Regions from separate parts of the Homo sapiens genome. Here regions 1, 2, 3, 4, 5 and 7 are each linked to region 6. The links are chromatin contacts, found by Hi-C or POLR2A ChIA-PET in ENCODE. All regions are on one chromosome and are shown on one strand. Each heading gives the region's core, a stretch centred on a gene start or an enhancer-like site at or near the end of the contact. The rest is flanking DNA. Distances are from core to core; before and after follow the strand shown.

The links. A loop is a pair of places that touch in the nucleus more often than their neighbours do. ChIA-PET counts read pairs that join two places held with the same protein, here RNA polymerase II (POLR2A). Pooled maps may share reads with other maps.
Region 1: a pooled map shows a loop between it and region 6 (6-fold over the local background). The contact joins the enhancer-like site here to the promoter of DMXL2 in region 6. A Hi-C loop is called at or near these places in 4 of 37 single-sample maps with no recorded cell type and 3 of 50 pooled maps.
Region 2: a map with no recorded cell type shows a loop between it and region 6 (7-fold over the local background). The contact joins the promoter of SPPL2A here to the promoter of DMXL2 in region 6. A Hi-C loop is called at or near these places in 1 of 37 single-sample maps with no recorded cell type and 5 of 50 pooled maps. POLR2A ChIA-PET finds 5 or more read pairs at or near these places in 1 of 52 experiments (T-cell).
Region 3: a loop to region 6 is called in a map with no recorded cell type, with 4 times the contacts of the local background. The contact joins the enhancer-like site here to the promoter of DMXL2 in region 6. A Hi-C loop is called at or near these places in 4 of 37 single-sample maps with no recorded cell type and 4 of 50 pooled maps. POLR2A ChIA-PET finds 5 or more read pairs at or near these places in 2 of 52 experiments (activated CD8-positive, alpha-beta memory T cell and activated T-cell).
Region 4: a loop to region 6 is called in a map of sigmoid colon, with 8 times the contacts of the local background. The contact joins the promoter of ARPP19 here to the promoter of DMXL2 in region 6. A Hi-C loop is called at or near these places in 1 of 168 maps with a recorded cell type or tissue (sigmoid colon), 2 of 37 single-sample maps with no recorded cell type and 5 of 50 pooled maps. POLR2A ChIA-PET finds 5 or more read pairs at or near these places in 2 of 52 experiments (K562 and activated CD4-positive, alpha-beta T cell).
Region 5: a loop to region 6 is called in a pooled map, with 6 times the contacts of the local background. The contact joins the promoter of TRPM7 here to the promoter of DMXL2 in region 6. A Hi-C loop is called at or near these places in 2 of 37 single-sample maps with no recorded cell type and 5 of 50 pooled maps.
Region 7: a pooled map shows a loop between it and region 6 (6-fold over the local background). The contact joins the enhancer-like site here to the promoter of DMXL2 in region 6. A Hi-C loop is called at or near these places in 2 of 37 single-sample maps with no recorded cell type and 3 of 50 pooled maps.

Annotation. Positions count from the first base shown.
Region 1 is chr15:52,464,887-52,467,586 of GRCh38, reverse strand. The region is part of intron 1 of MYO5A (myosin VA); the gene reads left to right. Among named protein-coding and RNA genes, the nearest start is that of MYO5A, 63 kb to the left of the region's middle. RefSeq lists enhancers at 1,135-1,424, 1,069-1,824. Within about 2 kb of position 1,291, at least 10 of the 41 ENCODE cell types and tissues checked have a DNase peak (open chromatin) inside an H3K27ac peak, as active enhancers do.
Region 2 is chr15:50,764,342-50,767,077 of GRCh38, reverse strand. SPPL2A (signal peptide peptidase like 2A) reads left to right here and starts at 1,372. Exons shown (of 15, transcript NM_032802.4): 1 at 1,372-1,610. The coding sequence starts at 1,545. RefSeq lists a silencer at 1,338-1,797.
Region 3 is chr15:52,226,139-52,228,838 of GRCh38, reverse strand. The region is part of intron 25 of MYO5C (myosin VC); the gene reads left to right. It overlaps LOC105370820 (a long non-coding RNA gene), which reads right to left. Exons shown (of 4, transcript XR_007064638.1): 3 at 2,223-2,341. Among named protein-coding and RNA genes, the nearest start is that of GNB5, 36 kb to the right of the region's middle. Within about 2 kb of position 1,263, at least 5 of the 41 ENCODE cell types and tissues checked have a DNase peak (open chromatin) inside an H3K27ac peak, as active enhancers do.
Region 4 is chr15:52,567,636-52,570,335 of GRCh38, reverse strand. It overlaps ARPP19 (cAMP regulated phosphoprotein 19), which reads left to right and starts at 1,306. Exons shown (of 3, transcript NM_006628.6): 1 at 1,306-1,488. The coding sequence starts at 1,444. RefSeq lists enhancers at 777-906, 960-1,706, 1,707-2,455 and silencers at 1,377-1,436, 1,507-1,606.
Region 5 is chr15:50,685,465-50,688,241 of GRCh38, reverse strand. It overlaps TRPM7 (transient receptor potential cation channel subfamily M member 7), which reads left to right and starts at 1,445. Exons shown (of 39, transcript NM_017672.6): 1 at 1,445-1,711. The coding sequence starts at 1,709. LOC128092252 reads left to right here and starts at 1,525. Exons shown (of 4, transcript NM_001414947.1): 1 at 1,525-1,711. The coding sequence starts at 1,525. RefSeq lists enhancers at 1,054-1,233, 1,544-1,963, 1,493-2,357 and a silencer at 1,324-1,493.
Region 6 is chr15:51,621,321-51,624,020 of GRCh38, reverse strand. It overlaps DMXL2 (Dmx like 2), which reads left to right and starts at 1,250. Exons shown (of 44, transcript NM_001378457.1): 1 at 1,250-1,562. The coding sequence starts at 1,476. RefSeq lists a silencer at 1,113-1,332 and an enhancer at 1,703-2,112.
Region 7 is chr15:50,884,648-50,887,347 of GRCh38, reverse strand. No RefSeq gene overlaps it. Among named protein-coding and RNA genes, the nearest start is that of AP4E1, 23 kb to the left of the region's middle. Within about 2 kb of position 1,392, at least 26 of the 41 ENCODE cell types and tissues checked have a DNase peak (open chromatin) inside an H3K27ac peak, as active enhancers do.

The DNA of each region.
Region 1 (2,700 bases), core at 42-2,541, 840 kb before region 6:
ACTTTTTGCATTTTCTTCCTCCTTGAGAATACCAATAATTCGTAAGCTTGGTTGCCTTATGTAGACCCTAATATCTTGATGTCTTTATTCATTCTTTTTTCCTCACTTTTGTCTGATTATGTTATTTCAAAAGACTTGTCTTCAAGTTTTGAGATTCTTTTTTTCTGCTTAGTCTAGTCTATTTTTGAAGCATTTCAAATGTATTTTGTAATTCCTTCAATAATTTTTCAGACCCAGAATTTCTGTTTGTTTTTGAAATCTGTCTCCTGTAAATTCCTCATGTGCATCCTAAATTGATTTTCTGATTTTCTTTATATTAGTTTGCAGATTTCTCTTGCATCTCATTGAGCTTCTTTAAAATCAATACTTTGAATTATTTATCGACATTTCAAGGATTTTTGTTCTGCTTAGGATCTATTGCCAAATAATTATTTTGTTCCTTTGAGGGCGCCATAATACCTTGCTTTTTCATACTTCCTATATGTTGATTTCTGTGTATCTGAAGATGTGACTATGATGCTGATTGGGTAGGGCCATTTGTCTGCATGAAGTGACAAAGACTTTGTATGATTTCCTTGGATATACATAGCCTTAATGCGGTAGCTTTCTTGAATGCTGGTTGTAGTGGCGTACCAGGCAGTGAGCAGACACACAACCTCCTGTGCAGCTGTGATGTCATGGGTGATAGGGGCAGTAGTTGTGAGAAGCTCTTCTCTTTCTCAAGTGCTGTGCTCTTGTGTTAATTGTTGCAGTGGGCTCTTCAGGCTGTCCCAGAAGGTGGATTGGGCCATGGAACCCCCAGGGGCCTGGATCCTGCACCCTATCTTGGAGTGGGGGGCAAAGCTGGAATGGAGCTAAGTTAGCTAGGCCTGCACTCAGACCACCTACCCTGATGGGAGTGGCTACCTACCCTGATTTAGGCCTCTGGTAAAATACCTGGGTTAGGGCTGACCACTGTTATGCTGATGTCTCAGCCTGGGAAGGGAGGGTGGTTCTAGCTTCACAGCCTTGGCTGGCAGACATGGGACCTGCTTCCCTCTTACACCCCAGTCTTGGCAAGGTTCATGCCCCCATCTCAACTATGTTAGCCAGTCTGGCTGTTCACTTAGTCACTACAGTTTGCTTCTCGTCTGCAGTGCAGTCTTGGGCTATAGGAGTCACTGTGCAGCTCAATACTACACCTCTCTGGCACTTCTCCTCCTCTGGTCCATGGGTGGGGTTGGGGGGAGCCCAGTTTCAGCACCAGCAGCTGGAGCCCATACCACACTCATTTCTCAGTTCTGGCTGTGGGAGCCCCTCCCACAGGTTTCAGTTCCCCAAGCCCCAGCCTGAGTCTCTCTACTGCCAAAGACTGCTGCTGCTGTGGCTAGCTCCCAGGCGTGTGAGGTGCAGCTTGCTAAGTAAGAGCTAGGAAAGAGAATAGGGTCCTGCTGTAGGTGTCCAGTCTGAAGGAATGCCTGGGATACTTCCTCAAGCAGTTCCTTCTCACAGTCTCCTGGCTGCTCCGCATGTTAGATCTAGGGCTTAGAAGGGGCAAGGTACTTTCCTGTGGTCTGGATTGCTCGATTCCCTAGTGGGAAAGTGGACCACAGAGAGATATGTACCCTTTTCCATATTGGGGATTCACTCCTGGTTTTTGGCCGGTCCTGGCCATACGGGCTACCTACCTTCCTTCTTCTCAGATTTTGGAGTTTCTTTTTGCTTTTCTGTTGGACTCATTGCTTTTCATGTCAAACATATTATCATGGATAATATGTTCAAAGTATGATTGTCTACACACTATTTTGGTTCTTCTGAGTTTATGAAGTGTGCTAGAAAAGCCTCTAGTCAGCCATCTTGGGCGAAAAAAATCTCAAGATGTATCTTTTTCTTAATGATTTGTAAGAGTTCTTTTTAAAAGTCTTTTTAAATTTATTCTATTTATTTTCTAGAGACAGGGTCTTGCTCTGTTGCTCAGGCTGGAGTGCAGTGGCATGATCATAGCGCACTATACTTTCGAATTCCTGAATTCAAGCAATCCTCCTGCCCTAGCCTCCCAAGTAGCTGGGACTACAGGCAAAAGTTCTTTATACATTAAGGGACTTTGCTTTTTTACAAATATATTTTTGGTCACCCTGTATTTTGGGTTTGTTTATGATGTATTTTGGCACCCAGAAGTTTTTTATTTTTCTGAAAAATATTTTATACCAACCATTCTTTCAAAATTATAAAACCTAGATCAACTTTCATAGCTGCTTTTCTCGGCTAAAATTAAGCTAAAAGGACACTTAATAAAAGGGGCAAGGATAGGGGATCATGGGAGGAGTTAATAAGAAAGCATCATGCAGCCCAAAGTTTAACACTTCCACTTAAAGATGCAGGCCAACAGGGCTTTTTTGCTTAAGGTGTCTCAGCCAGCAGCAAGATGGCCTACTCATTTGCCCTCTCAAAGCCAGCTCATTATAGAATTCCGTAATAATCTTGCCCTGACCTTACTACCAAGGCTGCTGTTTCCAGGTCAAGAATCTCCCTTCTAGTGCTCATCATTAATGAGGTAATACCAGTGAAATGTCCCTCCTTGCCCCTGCCCTTAGGTAAAGCTGACTCCCAGTGTGGCCAATACAGTCTCTATTTGCCTAATATGGATGACATTTTGGAAGCAATTATGTGTATATTAGATAAATCCTGTCTACAGGCTAAATGTGAGTGACAGTCATATAT
Region 2 (2,736 bases), core at 123-2,622, 860 kb after region 6:
GGTGGATCACCTGAGGTCGAGAGTTTGAGACCAGCCTGACCAACATGGTGAAACCCCGTCTCTACTAAAAATACAAAATTAGCCGGGTGTGGTGGCACGCGCCTGTAATCCCAGCTACTGGGGAGGCTGAGGCAGGAGAATTGCTTGAACCTGGGAGGCGGAGGTTGCAGTGTGCCGAGATTGCACCATCGCACTCCGGCCTGGGCAAGAAAAGCGAAACTCCGTCTCAAAAAAAAAAAAAAAAAAAAAAGAGAAAGGAAAAGAAAAGAAAGTGACTGGACAGGTACTTTAGATTGGGTATGTCAGGAAGTCCCGTCTGGGGAAGCGACATTGAAGCTGATAAGTGAATGTCAACAAGGCAGGCATTCTGAGCTTTGGAGAGAAGAGCACTCCAGCAGGGAGGACTACCAGAGCAAAGTCCGGGCGGCCCACCAGAGCAAAGGCCGGGAGGGCCAAAGGTCCGTGCGCCTTAAAGTGTGGGAAAGTAGTGAAGATGGGGAGACAGGAAGGCAGGGGCCAGATTTACCTTTGCAGGCTAGAGTAGAGTTTTGATTTTTTTTTTTTTTTTTTTTTGGAGACCGAGTCTCGCTCTGTCGCCCAGGTTGGAGTGCAGTGGCACAATCTCGGCTCACTGCAACCTCCGCCTACCCGGTTCAAGCGATTCTACTGCCTCCGCCTCCCGAGTAGCTGGGACGACAGGTGCGTGCCACCACGCCCAGCTAATTTTTTGTATTTTTAGTACAGACTTGGTTCCACCATGTTGGCCAGGATGGTCTCGATTTCTTGACCTTGTGATCCGCCCACCTCGGCCATCCAAATGCTGGTATTACAGGTGTGAGCCATCACACCCGGCCAAGTTTTTATTTTATTCCAAGTGTGATAGAGAGAGACATGATCTGACTTATATGTTTTGAAAGATGGCTCTGGGACTGTTATGTGGCTACTGGGCTGTCCGGAGGGGAAACTGAGACCCGTTTGGAGGAGAGGGAAGTTGGTGGCCTGGATAGAGTGGTGGCAGCAGTTCTGGAGAAAGTGGATGGATCTGGGTTATGTGGTGAGTCAGAGTGGCCAGGAACAAATGACAGGCAGATGAATTAGGGTGACCCTTAGATTTCTGGCTGCATGCAACACTCGGGTAGTTACTGGGGAACCGAGCAGACGCTCAGACACTTCCGAGCCTTGAGAAATCCGTTCTCCCGCCAGGCTTCGGTGTGAGTTAAAGTCGGGCAGCCGGAAAGCGACAGGCTCAGACCCGCAGCCGGTGGCCTCGTAGCGCCGGGACGCCGGGACGCCTGGATACCGGGAGAGCGCTGGGACTCTCCGAGCCCGGCGCGGGGGTTTCCGCATCTTACGGGCGGGGCCGGAAGAGGAAGTCGCGCTGCTGTGGCGGCCGCTGTAGCAGCGGCGGTCCAGTCGTAGCCCGGCCGCCCGCGCCTGTCCGGTCCGGTCCGGCCACGGAGGCAGCGCAGCGGCGGGACTCCGAGCCTACCCCGCCGAGTGAGCTGCGCCGCACCGTGCCGTCCCACCCGGCACCCACCAGTCCGATGGGGCCGCAGCGGCGGCTGTCCCCTGCCGGGGCCGCCCTACTCTGGGGCTTCCTGCTCCAGCTGGTAAGGGGGCGGGAAGGCGCGCAGGCCTCCCAGGGGCTGGGCGGGGCCGGGGCCAAGGCCGGGGCTCCCTTCCCCTACTCCTCGCCCGGCCTCCCCTCTGCCCGCACCTCCGCGGCCTGCTCTCGCACTCCTCTTTCCTCCCCTCCTCTTTCCATTACTCATCTCTTTCCTTCCACCCTCCTCTTTTCCACCCTCTTTCCCCCAACTTTCCCGCCCCCCACTCGGTTCCCGCCCATTGAAGTCTGGCGAAATACCTACCGCAAAAAGATCAGAGGAGCCCCTTAGGTTGCGTTGACCTTGATGCTTCTCGATAGTTGCTCACTGTCCCAGCATATTTAAAATTGACCTCTGGGTTTTATTGTCTAAGCCTTTCTTACCGCTTTTTACCCTTGGGAAGAAAAAAAAATTATACAAGGCGCCAGTATGTTTAGCGGTTCGAGGACTGCACTTTAATTGCACTAACACGGATGTCTTTTTAAAATTCCCTTCCCCCACTGTAGCTCCTGCTTCGCCTTAGGGCTCATTTGATTCTGTTATGAGGGTTTTTTTTTTTTGGAGGGGGGGTTTTAATAGCAGTAATTTAAAATAACTTTTAAAAGAAGACACCAAAATGTAATGCTTTTAGTGGTTTTCAGTTTTCTGCCTAATTTAAAGGGATGGGTGGGGAGCGTCGGTTAAATGTAAGTAAGAAATATGTGTTCATAGATTTGTTTTCATAGTCACAGAGAAGTAATAGTGTTTTAAAATTCAGCCTCAAGTAATTCGAGCTTCAGTGTGGGAGTGGGGTGTCAGGAACCCGGTGTTTCAGTTTTTGTTTCTAGTGACTTTTACTTAGGGAGTTTCAGGTTGGAAACTTACGCATGTTATTTATTACAGAATTGGTGTCGTGTAAGCTTGTTTCGTTCTATTAGAATGTGTGATTTCTTTGAAAGACTGTTTTGCTGACTCTCCAGTTTAAGGGGTTAGTATTAGTGAATACAAAAGTGTCTTTAATATTTATTGAAAAACCAAAATCTAAGCCAAAAAGTAAGTGCCTTTTGGTGTATTCATAACTTTGACAGGCAACATCAGGAACCTGAGAGAATGTATCTAAAAATTGCTGGGGGAGGGGAGTTCGATATAAAAA
Region 3 (2,700 bases), core at 14-2,513, 600 kb before region 6:
CCTTATTATATAATCCATCACTATAAATCTATAAACACCTGCATTAAAGTTAAGTTACCTTATTATCAAAATCTTTCATTTAAACTGTTATTAGAAAATTTACTAAAACAATTATCCAATGCACAGTGTGGTGAATGTAGTTAATAAGAGCATATTGTACATTCAAAATTGCTATGAGTAAATCTTAAATGTTCTCACCACAAAAAATGACAAGTATTTGAGGTGATAACATGTTAATCAGCTTGAATTATTCCACAATATATTCATAAATTATAACATCAATAAAGCTATAAATTTTCAATGGTAGAAATTTTTAAGTAAATTTTTATAAAGCTGAGAAGGAAAAATCACATAGAATTTTTAAAACTGCATAATGATATATAAAAATATTGTTACCTGCCGGGCACGGTGGCTCAGGCCTGTAATCCCAGCACTTTGGGAGGCCAAGGCAGGTGGATCATGAGGTCAGGGGTTCTAGACCAGCCTGACCAACATGGTGAAACCCTGTCTCTACTAAAAATACAAAAATTGGCTGGGCGTGGTGGCAGGTGCCTGTAATCCCAGCTACTCAGGAGGCTGAGGCAGGAGAATTGCTTGAACCTGGGAGGCGGAGGTTGCAGTGAGCCGAGATCGCGCCACTGCACTCCAGCCTGGGTGACAGACCGAGACTCCGTCTCAAAAAAAAAAAAAATTGTTACCTGTATCTATCATTAAAAATATATAAATATTCCTGGGCAATTTAATAAAATGCTCTAGAGAAAAATGAATGAATGGATGAAGTAATGATCCATGCTTGGACAATCAAGGCTTAAGTGAATTGTTTCCCTACCAGAAAAGTTAAACCTGAGTGTACCTACGTTCTTAAATGTAAGACATTTCATCATTAAGTTGGAAAGCTTTTAAGCTTCTACTAAATATGTGAAATACATATTAGTAGAGTATTTGTAGGATTATGGAAATAGTCTCTGTAATTGTCATGAACTAGCCATGCGTGGTTTAGAAGAGCTTTTGGAATTGCATCCGGGTGGCCACTGAATTCCACAACTGAAGTGTCTGTCTTTTCTGGGCCCCGTCCCCTATTGTTTAAAAGTAGGAGGTCAGACCACATGATCAGGAAGGGTCACTTTCATTCCTGTGACTGCTTCACTCTTAGCAGCCACATGAGCCTGATGTCAGTCAGTCTGTGGGAGTCCTGTCATCTGGCTGAGGTCTGAGGTCTGTATCTTAAATGTAGGAACTTGTGAGACTGCGCTTGCAGAGAGGTACCAGTAGGTGTCACTCACTTCCTCTTTGGTAGCTAAGACTGGTTCACTCTCCAATGTGATCCATTAAGATTACTTGGGGCTGGGCACGGTGGCTCAGGCCTGTAATCCCAGCACTTTGGGAGACTGAGGTGGGCGGATCACGAGGTCAGGAGATCAAGACCATCCTAGTTAACACGGTGAAACCCCATCTCTACTAGAAAAAAAAAAAAAAATTAGCCGGGCGAGGTAGCACACACCTGTAGTCCCAGCTACTCGGGAGGCTGAGGCAGGAGGGTCGCTTGAACCTGGGAGGTGGAGGTTGCAGTGAGCCGAGATTGCACCACTGAACTCCAGCCTGGGTGACAGAGTGAGACTCCGTCTCAACAAAAAAAAAAAAAAAAAAATTACTCTGGGTTTTTGTGTTTTGTTTTTTGGGTTTTTTTTGAGACAGAGTTTTGCTCTTGTCACCCAGGCTGGAGTGCAATGGCACCATCTTGGCTCACTGCAACCTGCCTCCCAGGTTCAAGCGATTCTCATGCCTCAGCCTCCCAGGTAGCTGGGATTACAGGCATCTGCCACCACACCTGGCTAATTTTTTTTTGTATTTTTAGTAGAGACAGGGTTTCACCATGTTGGCCAGGCTGGTCCTGAAGTCCTGACCTCAGGTGATCCACCCGCACTAGCCTCCCAAAGTGCTGAGATTACAGGCGTGAGCCACCGTGCCCAGCCTACTCTGGTTTTCAAAGAAAATAACTCATGATCATCAAGTTATATGTGTTATAGTCAGTCTTAAAAGCCTAAGTAAATGCAAATCTGACTTGGAACATTTACTGAAACATTACAAAGAAAAGCATGGCCTTCAGGATTTGGATAGTCCTGAGTCCCCCATAAACCTGGCATGTGACCCTGAACGTGCCAGTCAGCCTTCAGTTAAATGTAGCTGCTGTTTGCTAATTGAGAAAAGATCACTCTACTTACCTCATAGGCCTGTTAGGAGGATTAGGTCTTCTAGGTAAAGTGCTCAGCACATATCAGTTTGATTCTCCTGCTTACTCTCTGTAGAAACAGGGGCTGGAGCCCTTAAATACTCAGGGTAACTGAAAAAATATCAAGGAGAGTTTATTCACCTCTGCTGTCCCTGAAAGTCCTTATATCTCCCTCAGATACAAAGCAAAAGCACAGACCTGTGATTCTTATTCAAGCTGAGCTCACAAGGGAGAATAAAGGCAGAATACTGCCTCTTCCCCACAACCAGAGCTGCCCAGGCCACCTCCTTCCCAACAGCCAGCTAACTCCCAGACCTCCTGGACTCACCAGTCTCTGCCACTGCTCCACATCTAAGCTGAGCTGAAGCCAAAACCCACAGTTATGAAGGTGGCAACTTTGCCCATGTCCTTGCACTCAATATTTTATTATCCATTAAAAGAGAATTTTAGCCCGTGATTTTACCTTTCTC
Region 4 (2,700 bases), core at 57-2,556, 950 kb before region 6:
AATACAACTGTTAAATGCTTCAGTGGCCTAACTACTGCACTCTTCTTTCTCTCTGCAGTTCTGCTTAAGGGAAAGGCAAATTTTCAGTATGTTACTTTGTGAGTATAGAAGGAGAACAAATATGTCGTGGATCTTACAGTTTCTCAGCTAGCCCAGCGTGAGACATTCTTAAGGGATATCTTTGTCAAACAGTTGGCCTGTTGAACCCTTTTATTTTCAATACTTCCTTGGCTGACAAATGCCTTCCTTCGTTTCTCCAAAAGGAGTGCAATATTAACTCTTTTTGTTTTTCTAGTTGCAATTCCAGTGCAATTCTTCCTGTCTGAGATTCTACATCCTGGTTGAGTTTCGATGGTTTCCAAATTCCTTATCCAGGCATTTAGGGTCTTTCAATTGTTCCCCTGCCCCCAGAAATGCATTCATTTTCTGTGGCTTTTTACTAGTTTAACTTTTAGAGGGCAATCTTATTTCCAAGTTTCTGAGGGACACTTTGTTGGAACCAACAAACATTGCGAGTAACTATTCAGATATCAAGTAGAATGAGGATTCAGTAAGAAGCCGCAGGACTTGGCAAATAAAAAGGTCATTGGGGGAGCTCAATGCTAGCAGTTTCGGTAAGCTTGTGGGAGTGGACCCCCTGGGAGTGGACAAATGAATCTGAATTCCTTCGTTAGATATCTAGGAAGTGCTGGACCCTCAGAGTAAAATATAAGTAATTACAGACGAGATCCCTGCCCTGGTGCGGCTTATCTGAGAAGGAAAGGTGACCTAAAGTCACGACAATTGTGTAATGATACAGTTCATGTTGTTGAGGAACTGTACAGGGCTGTGACAGCCTTTAAGAGGTGGCTCTGGCCTAGTGTAGAGGTTTAGGAAGGAAAGGTTCTGAGGCAGAGACGTAGGACTGGAGATGTGAAGGCGTGGCAGAGTGGAGCAAGACTTTTGGCGTGCCCAAAAGACAGCCTGTGTGGCTACAGAGCGGAGAGCGAGGAGAACAGAACTAGGCGAGGATGGGTAAGTGGAAAGAGTAAAATAAAGCTCCTAGAACGAGGGGACCAGAGTGGACAGGAAAGGGCGGGGAGGGGCGGTTCCACTTAGAAACTACAATTCCCAGGAAGCACTCGGCAGCCACAAACGGATGTGAGGTGAGGCAGGAGCGGCGACCTTTGAAGGAAAAAAGGAAGTGTTTGGACGACAGCGAGCGGGAGAAGCGGGGTCAAGTAGGTAGGGGTGCGGTGCGGGAGGGGCAGGCGGGCTCCGGCGTGCGAGGGCCTTGGCCAGCGGAGCGTTTCGCGGCTCCGTGTCGTCATAAGGCGGCGGCCATTTTCGCGGGCGGAGGCGGCCCGGCGGGCCCTGGGAGAGCTGGGACGGGCGGCGGCCGGGTGGCCTCGGCCACCCGCTAATTGCATCTTTTCCCGGCGTCTCGTCTGCAGAGGGAGCACTATGTCTGCGGAAGTCCCCGAGGCAGCCTCCGCGGAGGAGCAGAAGGTGAGCGCGCGGGGCGTGAGCCCTGGGCCCTGCCCAAGGCCGGGTCTGGCGGGCGGCCTGCTCCCGCCAGGCGGAGGGCCGCGCCCGAGATGCGGGGCCGAGGCGCATGAGGCCGAGGCTCCTGCGCCCCACCTTTGGCTTCCCGCCGTCGCTGGCTGGTGCGCCGACGAATTGGGAGTTCCAACGTGCCCCGCGTTTACTCCGAATCGTGCCTTTTGTAACACCTCCGTGGGTCGCGGTGTTCCTCAGTCACTTATATTTACGCGAGAGCCCAGGACGCAGGCTTTGGGCGTAGAGCCTAAGTTTTTCTGTAAGCCTCAATTTGGTTAGGAAGTTTTATTTTTTCCTTTGAAGAACTCTCCAACTACTTGTATTGTGAGCGTGCGGTTCACTCCAAAAGCAGTGCCTCGTGTGCGGGCCGCGATGTGGGCCAGGATTGGCATTTCAGGGCCAACCCTTGTAACCATGGTCAGTGAGTAAAGTCCGGCCTTCAGTGTCTTCACCTGTAAAGGCCGAATACTGGTGCTTGCCTCCCACGGCGGGGTGAGGCCTAGAGGAGGTGAGTCAGGTGTAGTGTGCAGCGCAGTCTGTGCTCAAAAAGGTTTCAGTCGATGGGACTCAAATATGGTACTTGACTAAAAATCGAAAGGGTGGAATTTTAAAATTTTACTCACGAAATTAATCAGGGTTTTATTGGAAACAGGAATATTTTGTAAACGCCCTTGTGTCTTCCTGATGTAGGGGAATAGGCCGGGAGTGTCACTGTGGTTCAAATTATGAATATCAAGCCTTTGTATTTATCTAGGCTGGTGTTTGTCTCTCCCACTGTAATTATTTCCACCGCCCTGCCCTCCTAGGCAGGTGTGACTGGCCGAGAAGTGAGAAAGGGCCGAGGTATCTTGTCTCCTAAATTGTTTATCAACAATTTTTCTTACAAATCAGGTTGTGTTGCCGTTAAATACGATTTTGGTCTACTGCTTGACCTTCGTGCGGGTTTCTGCTTAATGTTGCACTTATGTCCTAATTAAGTTGGGAATTGGATTAGTGTTCTAAGCCCATTCCATATGTTCTTAAAACCGTGTTAACTTTTCTTAAGTTGGGTGCTTCTGTTAGGATGTTAAAGTAATTGAAAAACAAGAAAACATATAGCATAGGTAAAAGTCCAAGTTACCACATTATTTGAGAATATCCCGTGAAAATAGATATATTTAC
Region 5 (2,777 bases), core at 196-2,695, 940 kb after region 6:
AGTTTGTCTGCCTCTACCTTCTAGATTATAAACTCCCTACAGGCAGGAAATGTGTAGGCCCAACTGAAATCCAGAAGATAAACATTTATTGACTGCATGCATAAATTAGTCAAGATGCCTTCCCCAAGGCTGACAATTTAGTGTGACACATATATTAAAACATTTTTAAGTCTTGGTTCTGCTGGACCTGCCAGATGGGGAAGAAATACACAATACCTGAAGATTGTTCACAAGCTGGGGGAACCAGTGGGTGGATTAGTTTTTTTTCTGAGAGAAGATCCTACTTCAGTGAATTGTGGGTCATAATGTTTGAGAGGCAATAATTATGCTGAATGAAAGAAGTTAGACGGAAAAAAAAGGTGCGTGCTGTATGATTCCCGTATATAAAACTTTAGCATGTGCAAACTTATCTGTACTGAAAGTAGATCTGTAGTTGATAAGGGACGTGATGGAGAGGGACGAGATGAAGGGATTATGAAGGGGGGGGAGGAAACTTAGAGGTGAATACGTTCATTTGATTATGGTGATTTCATGGGTGCACAGGTATGTCAAAACTTATCAAATTGGACATTTAAATACGTGCAGTTTGTCATGTCAATTATTTTAAAATAAAGTCGTTTTTAAAAAAGAGATAAGACAGTCAGATCCCTGAGGGTCAGATTGAGGAACTCTCGAAGACTTCAGGAGCAGAAAGATGTTAAAGCAGTTTTAAGAAAATTAAACTGATTGTGGTCTTCCCAGTAGATAAGGAATAACATTTAGTAAACCATTGCTAATAGCCAAACCTTGGCATGTGTGACAGCAAAATAAATGGAAAGGTGGATAGGTACATATTACATCAAGGGAACAACCCAGTTTTTGGTGCAGAAGGTGTGGTGTATGCGTGTATGTGGGTGAGTATCTCTGGAGGGAAAAAGACAGTCCCATAGTTAAACAAAGAAGAATATTTACCGGCAGCAACAGGAGAGGCTAGAGAAAGAACATGATTGGGGTAAAAAGATGATTCTGCATTTTGGACGAGGAGAGAGTAACATTTAAAGCCTCTACTCGCTCTGAAGCACACAGAGTGTGTTGCGACACTCGAGTTTGCTGGAGCGAGTCGGCACAGGCCAGGCCTAGTTAGCGGAATGAGCCCACACAGCAACTCCAGACTGGATCCGCAAGCCTTGAACCTTAACCCTCAACCTCCGATTCCCCAAGTTCCACTCTCGTAGCTGAGGCTGAAGTTTGTCTAAGTCCCGCCTAGGTACCCAACGGAGATACGGCGTGAACACCCCACCACTTTCTGGGAACCCAGAGGCGGTCGGCGTGGCGGCGCGAACCTGCCCAGCGCGTGCGCGCGGCGCGCAGGGAGGCGGCCTGGAATCGAGGGAGCGCGCGCCCTTCACGTGACCCGACCCGCGGGCGGCGACGCACGCGCCGCGCCGCGCCGCTCACGTGGTCCGTCCCCAGCCCCGTCGCCGGCGGAGGCGGGCGCGGGCGCGTCCCTGTGGCCAGTCACCCGGAGGAGTTGGTCGCACAATTATGAAAGACTCGGCTTCTGCTGCTAGCGCCGGAGCTGAGTTAGTTCTGAGAAGGTTTCCCTGGGCGTTCCTTGTCCGGCGGCCTCTGCTGCCGCCTCCGGAGACGCTTCCCGATAGATGGCTACAGGCCGCGGAGGAGGAGGAGGTGGAGTTGCTGCCCTTCCGGAGTCCGCCCCGTGAGGAGAATGGTACTGGACCCACGCAGGCCCGGGCGGGGAATGGTTCTGGGGTTGCGGGCGGTAAAGGAGAGACTTGGCAGGCAAGTGTGTGGGGAGCCGCGTTCCATGCGGCGAAGGACCCTCGAATTGCCTTGAGGCTTCCGGATTTGTCCTCTCGGGACGGGTGTGCAGTTCGTTCTGGGGTGAGGGGCGGGAGCAGGTAGCAAGTTAGAGGCGACACCTCTTCGCGGGAATCCCCTGAGCCGAGACTCGGCTCCCAGCGAGGGCCTCTCCAGGCGGCAGAGGCGCGAGCCCGGGACTACCTGGCTGGGCTCAGCTGAGCGGCCTCAGCGCGCCCGACGCAGGGCTCAGCCTACAAGCTCCGCATCTCCTGGGAGCACGGTCCTCCTGGCGCCAGTTGCTGGCAGATAAGGGAACCAAATGCTCTGCTCAAGTTTTACATGGAAAAAAGGGAGGGAGGGCTAGAAGGGTGCAAAAAGGGGGTAGAGGACACGGGTTTGGAGCAGTGCCTTGTTTGCTGTGCAGCGGATACTCTACAGGTACATTTCCTTTTTGGAACCAAAAGGGAGGGATTTGACAATATTGATGGTAGATCTTTTTTCTTTAGCAAGAATTAAGGATTTTGGTGGGTGGGGGGAGGCTTCTGTGGGGACCAAGACAATGTACTGTCAGTCAGGATTTAAGTCGAACTACCGCATCCCTTGCCCCAGAGAACAGTTGATCGTGTTTTAAACCGAAAGGTGCGGAATGGAGAGAGGGAGGCGGTGCATTGCAGCTTCCGATAGAGCTTTTTATTTTTGGATATCAGGAACCAATTTTGAAGATTTCTTAAGAAAGTCATTTACATCAGGGACATGAAGAGCAAAGTAGGTATTTTTGGTCAGTACTTGAATTTGATAGGCTTTATGCAAACAACTCTCCCTCTGCTGGAGTCTGGCAAGTTTGCTTTTCACTGGACGCTAATTCAAGTGCCATACAAAACTAAAATAAGAGTTTTACTTATAACACAAATGTAGTAATACTTTGAATAAATAATGTGTCTTTCACTATTTTCCACCTTATTCTTTTTTGTTTG
Region 6 (2,700 bases), core at 1-2,500:
TTGGAGCATTCAAGACTCTCCATAATATGTTTTGGTAGGCCAAGAGTTAGACCACTTGGATACCTTGATCTCTTGCTAAGTATTATTTACTTTCCCTACCCTATAAATCATCTGCCTCAAACATTAATCTTTGTACCTTCAACACCCCCTCTATTTTCTGTACTGTATTTGCAGCATTTCTTGTCTATCTCAGCCTGTCAAAATTAAACTCAGCGTTTATGTCAGGTTATGTCTCCATAATGCCTTATCCACGCCCTTAGTCAACATTCTTCTTCCTCTTCTGTGGTGCATAAAGACTTTTATATCTCAATCACACCACCTTTGGCGTTCTGCCTGGTTTTACAGATAGTTATGTCTTGGTGTCCCCTACTTCCTTACCCTGTGATTTAAGCATAGTATGGGTTAGAACATTTGCCATGAATTGGCCTGTGGCAGGGAGCTGATGATCCTTGTTATCAACCATTCAAAGTTTAGCAGATAGTTTGGAAAATCAGGCGATTCTGCTAATTCATGAAATTACTCATGAAAAAAAGTCGAAAGGAGTCACCCGTCTCTAAGGCGGCTTTTTGCTGTCTAGAATAACCGTGACAAAAGGTGGGAGCAAAATAATTAGCTTTCAGGGGAGTATGGCTTCTCTAAATAGTTGCAAGATGCCTACATTGTTTATGTAAAATAAAATATCTTATGTACTGCACTTTCGAAAAGACTGAAGATATCTAAGATATCTCCAGGTGGAAATTCCCGGTGACGGGTGTCCTTCTGAGGTCAACGGCACTGACCATTGCACACTGTATTCTGGAATACGTTCAACACAGCAAAACCGGCTCGTGGCGCGTCCCCGGCGTCCGACTGCTGCGTGGCCCCGAGCGACCTGCACCCCACTCGCCCCCGCCCCCACCTCCGCCCCAGTCCGCAGCGGCTACAGCCCGGGAGGCTCCAAGGGAACTCCCGCACGTCTGCGCGCGCAATCACGGGACGGCGGGTCGGCGTGGCGCGCGCAATTGCCCTGGAAACCACGGCGCGCGCACGCGCAAACGCGGGTGATGGGGGGAAGAAAGACTGAGCTGAGAGCTTTGCCGCGGGGGGAGGGCTCTACCTCGCTCCCCCGCGGTGGGCGCGCGCGCTGGCCCGCTCCCTTGCTGCACGCTCCCGGCTCGCGCGTTCCCCCCGGTGCCCTCCCCCGCCTCACAAGCACCCTTGCCCTCCCGCATTTGTGCGCCGGTGCAGCAGGCAGTGGGAACATCCGGGCATTTCCGCAGCTGAGCGGCGACCCGGGCGGCGGCGGCGGTCGAGGAGCTCCCATGGCAGGGACGAGGCGGAGGGAAGGCGAAAGGGGGGCGAGGAGTTAAGCCAGAGCCTCCGCGGGGCGGGTTTCCGAGGGAGGCACAGAGGGAAACGGCTCTCGCAGCCCGAGGAGGGTCAGGCGCGGAGCTTGTCGCACCTCCCGCGCATTCTGTCCAGCCCGGGCTCCGGAGATGCATCTGCATCAGGTCCTCACCGGAGCTGTCAACCCTGGAGACAACTGCTACTCCGTGGGCAGCGTCGGGGATGTCCCCTTCACGGTGAGCGGCGGCCGGGAGCCCTAGGGGAAGATACCAGGGGCCAGACGCGGGGGCAGGGACCTCCTGTCCAGGGCGCACGCCTCCTCAGGAGGCTGTGAGATGTTGGTGGGCCCCACCCGTGGCCCCTTTGCAGCCTTGGGGTTTAGTTCCCCCTGGGACCCGTGGGACCGTGGGTCCTGCGTCTGGTGTAGGAAATCACCCGTTAGGGGAAAGGCTTAGGAATCCACCGCACTCTCCACCCCAAGCAAACGGGCCTGAGGTGACTGGACTAGAAGGCTCCTCCTAGGGCGGCCCTTCGGTCTGCGGTGGAGGAAAGTGGTGGTGCGGCTGAAACCCCAGAGCGTCCGTTTCGCAGCTGCTCTCGGCGTGGAGGCGAAGAGACTTGGTGTTGGTCTCGGAGCGTGGAGGTGAAGAGACTTGGTGTTGGTCTCGGAGCGTGGAGGCGATGCTGCGCCTTGGCTCCCCCTGCCCGCTGTGCTAGGGCAGCGAGGAGCTGCTGGAGTCTGTGGCTTTAAGCCTGACTCTGTATCTCCTGATAATGCAGGATCTTAATTCCAACAAAAAGATAGAAAAATTCATCCTCCGCGCCCGAAAGATTTAGAATGGAAAGGTTAGAGTCACAGTGGCTTGGAGAGCTGTCTCATTTATCAGGAGGTCGTAGTTTGGTAATCCTCCTAGATAATATTTTAATCTGTAAGGTAGCCTTTTTTTTAATATAGTAAGGCAATGTGAAAAATTTACAACAGTGCTTGTTTGAGAAAAGTGTATGTATACATAACGTTTTAGAATCTCCTTAAAAGCTAGATGAAGTAGACATGTTTCTCAAGGAGATTGGACTCATCAGTCCTTTTTGAGAGTGGAAATGTTTAAACCAAGCCTTGGAGCTTCGTTTACTCATAGATAGACTCCCATAAATTGAGTTCTTTTTTAAAGAATGAAATTTATACATGGTCTTCCTTATAAGGAACTGTAGGCAGCCAGACCTTTATTAAATATATTTTGTAAACTGTTCTTCTTGATAAAACTGGAAATTCCGTAATGGTATGCTTTTTAGACAAGGAAAACCCTTTGATGTCTGCTTTCCAACAGTGTTTTTAAAACTGCGGAAAATAAAGCTTCAGCAAAACTGCAGAATCAT
Region 7 (2,700 bases), core at 143-2,642, 740 kb after region 6:
GACTGAAAGAAAATATTTATAACTGATGTATGTGATAAAGGGCTTATATCCAAAATATACAAAGAACTCATAACTTAGTAATAAGAAGACTAATAATCTAATTTTAAAATGAAGTAAACATTTGAATAGACATTTCACCAAAGAGGATATGTAAATGGCTAATAATCACTTGATAAAATGCGCAACATCATTAGTCATGAGGGAAGTGCAAGTCAAAACCACAATAAGATAGCATTAACACACCCACTAAGCTATAACCAAAAAGTCAGACAATACCTAGTGATGGAGGAGTTATGGGAAAACCTTCACATATTGCTGATGAGAATATAAAATAGAACAGCCACATTGTGAAATTGTTTGGCAGTTTCTTAAAAAGCTAAATAGATTTGCCATACAACTCAGCGATTCTACTAAGTATCTACCCAAGAGAAATGAAAACATATATTCATGCAAACACTTGTATAGAAATGTTCATAGCAACATCATTCATAATAGCCAAAAACTGGAGACAACCCAAATGTTCATCAACTGATGAATGAATAAACAAAATGTAGTTTATCTATATACAATGGACTATTATTCAGCCATAAAAAGGAATGAAGTACTGACACATGCTACAACATGGGTGAACTTTGAAAACATTATGCTAAGTGAAAGAAGCCAGTCACAAAAAACTGTATAGTGTATGATTTCATTTATATGAAATGACCAGGAAAGGAAAATTTTTAGAGACAGAAAGCAGATCAGTAGTTGTCTGAAACTGAAGGTAACAAGTGAGGATTGACTGCAAATTCTCTTTTTGTTTGTTTGTTTTGTTTCTTTTTTTTTTGACTGCACATTCTCACAAGTAATTTTCTGGGTGTTAGAAATGTTCTAAAACTGGATTGTGACAGTGGTTGCACAAAGCTATCAATTTACTAAAAATTATTCACTGTACACTTATAATGGGTGAAGTCTTATGGTACATAAAATATATTTCAATAAAACTAAGAAAAAGTCTCATGAATTTCAGAAATGCTAATTTATTATTGATTGACAGCTTGCTACAGGATCTTTCTGGGGCTTAGTGACTAGAGATGCATGCAGAATTAGAAAGATAAAATAATTTGTTTAGAAAAATTAGTAGATTGAGAAGGGTTTGGTGGTGGTCAGAGAAAAACCTTGGGAATGGCAAAAAGTTAGGAAACTCTCCAGGCTGAGAAAGGCCTAGAAAAAGAGACACTGGGTGGTGTTCTGGGGACTGCAGCAGTGGGGATTTAGGCAACTTTGTATACAGTTCCACTCTCATGCCCAAGGGGGCGCCAGAGCAGCAAGCCTCAGTCGTGACTGTGGACGTTCCTAGCCCCTAATGCTGGGTCACGGTACTGCGTTCATTCAAAACCTGACCCAGGTTTTTTAGAGACGAGGACTCTCCATTTTGTTTTATTATCTTTCTTGAGAGGCGGAGGGAATTTGCCTGAAGGTGGATTCCTTTTTTTTTTTTTTTTTTTGAGACGGAGTCTCACTCTGTCGCCAGGCTAGAGTGCTGTGGCGCAATCTCGGCTCACTGCAACCTCCAACTCCCTGGTTCAAGGGATTCTCCTGCCTCCACCTCCCAAGTAGCTGGGATTACAAGCATGCGCCACCATGCCCGGCTAATTTTTGTATTTTTAGTAGAGATGCGGTTTCACTGTGTTGGCCAGGATGGTCTCGATCTCCTGACCTCGTGATCCGCCCGCTTCGGCCTCCCAAAGTGCTGGGATTACAGGCATGAGCCACCACGCCCGGCCGGTGGCTTCCTTTTAAGTCTGAAAATGCAGCAGGAAGAGCCAAGTGAGGCCCTGTGACTCTCTATGGAGAGAGGCAGTGGTTACAGCCCAAAGAGCCCTAAGAAGAGCTTTTTCAGAATGACACATACTAGTTTCTTCCCCTCCTTTCATGACTCAGGTCCACATTTCACACAGACTTTTGCCTGTGCCAGACTTGCCTCTGCCTTGACCGCTAGCCAGCAGACTGTGTCCACAGTGTTTTCCCGCTCCTGCTACCCGGTCTGAATCAGCCTGGTAAAAACATTAGCTGGAAGATATCTGTTTACTGGGTAAATTCCTCTACAACAAATACCTTTGCAATGAAAATCTCTATTTAACCAAAAGTTCTCCACAGCCCAGTTTATGTCTAACCTAGTGCAAGCAGTAATCCATGAAATAAAACTCTACTCCATACCACATATTTAGACAGTCAAGTTGAGCTACTTGTAAAGAGATTTGACCTGTAATACTTTTATTTTCCCCGAGGAGCTGGAAATATAAGTAGAGGTAAAAACAGAGTCCCCTTTGCACTTGGAGAGTATTTTCCCACATGCACTCATTTTAAAAATCCAGTTCCCAGGAAATCTTTGTAAGGACTTTTCTCAATAGTCTACCAGATCCAGGACAAGGAAGAAAGATAGGCTCCAGATTGGATAAGCAGAGACCTTCCCAGAAGGAAACAATGGGAATTTAATATTCAAGCAGGCCCTGATCCAGAGCATTATGGGAACTGACCAAGGGATCAAAAATGAATCAAGTTAAAAAGAAACTAAATAACATTCCAAAGAAGTGATAGTACTGTTGAAGCCTGAGGCTATACTCCACCGCGCCCAGCCCTGTACTAATATACTAACGAGAATCAAAACTTCAAAAACTACGTAGATCATATGACAGAATTAATTGCATCAGTAGT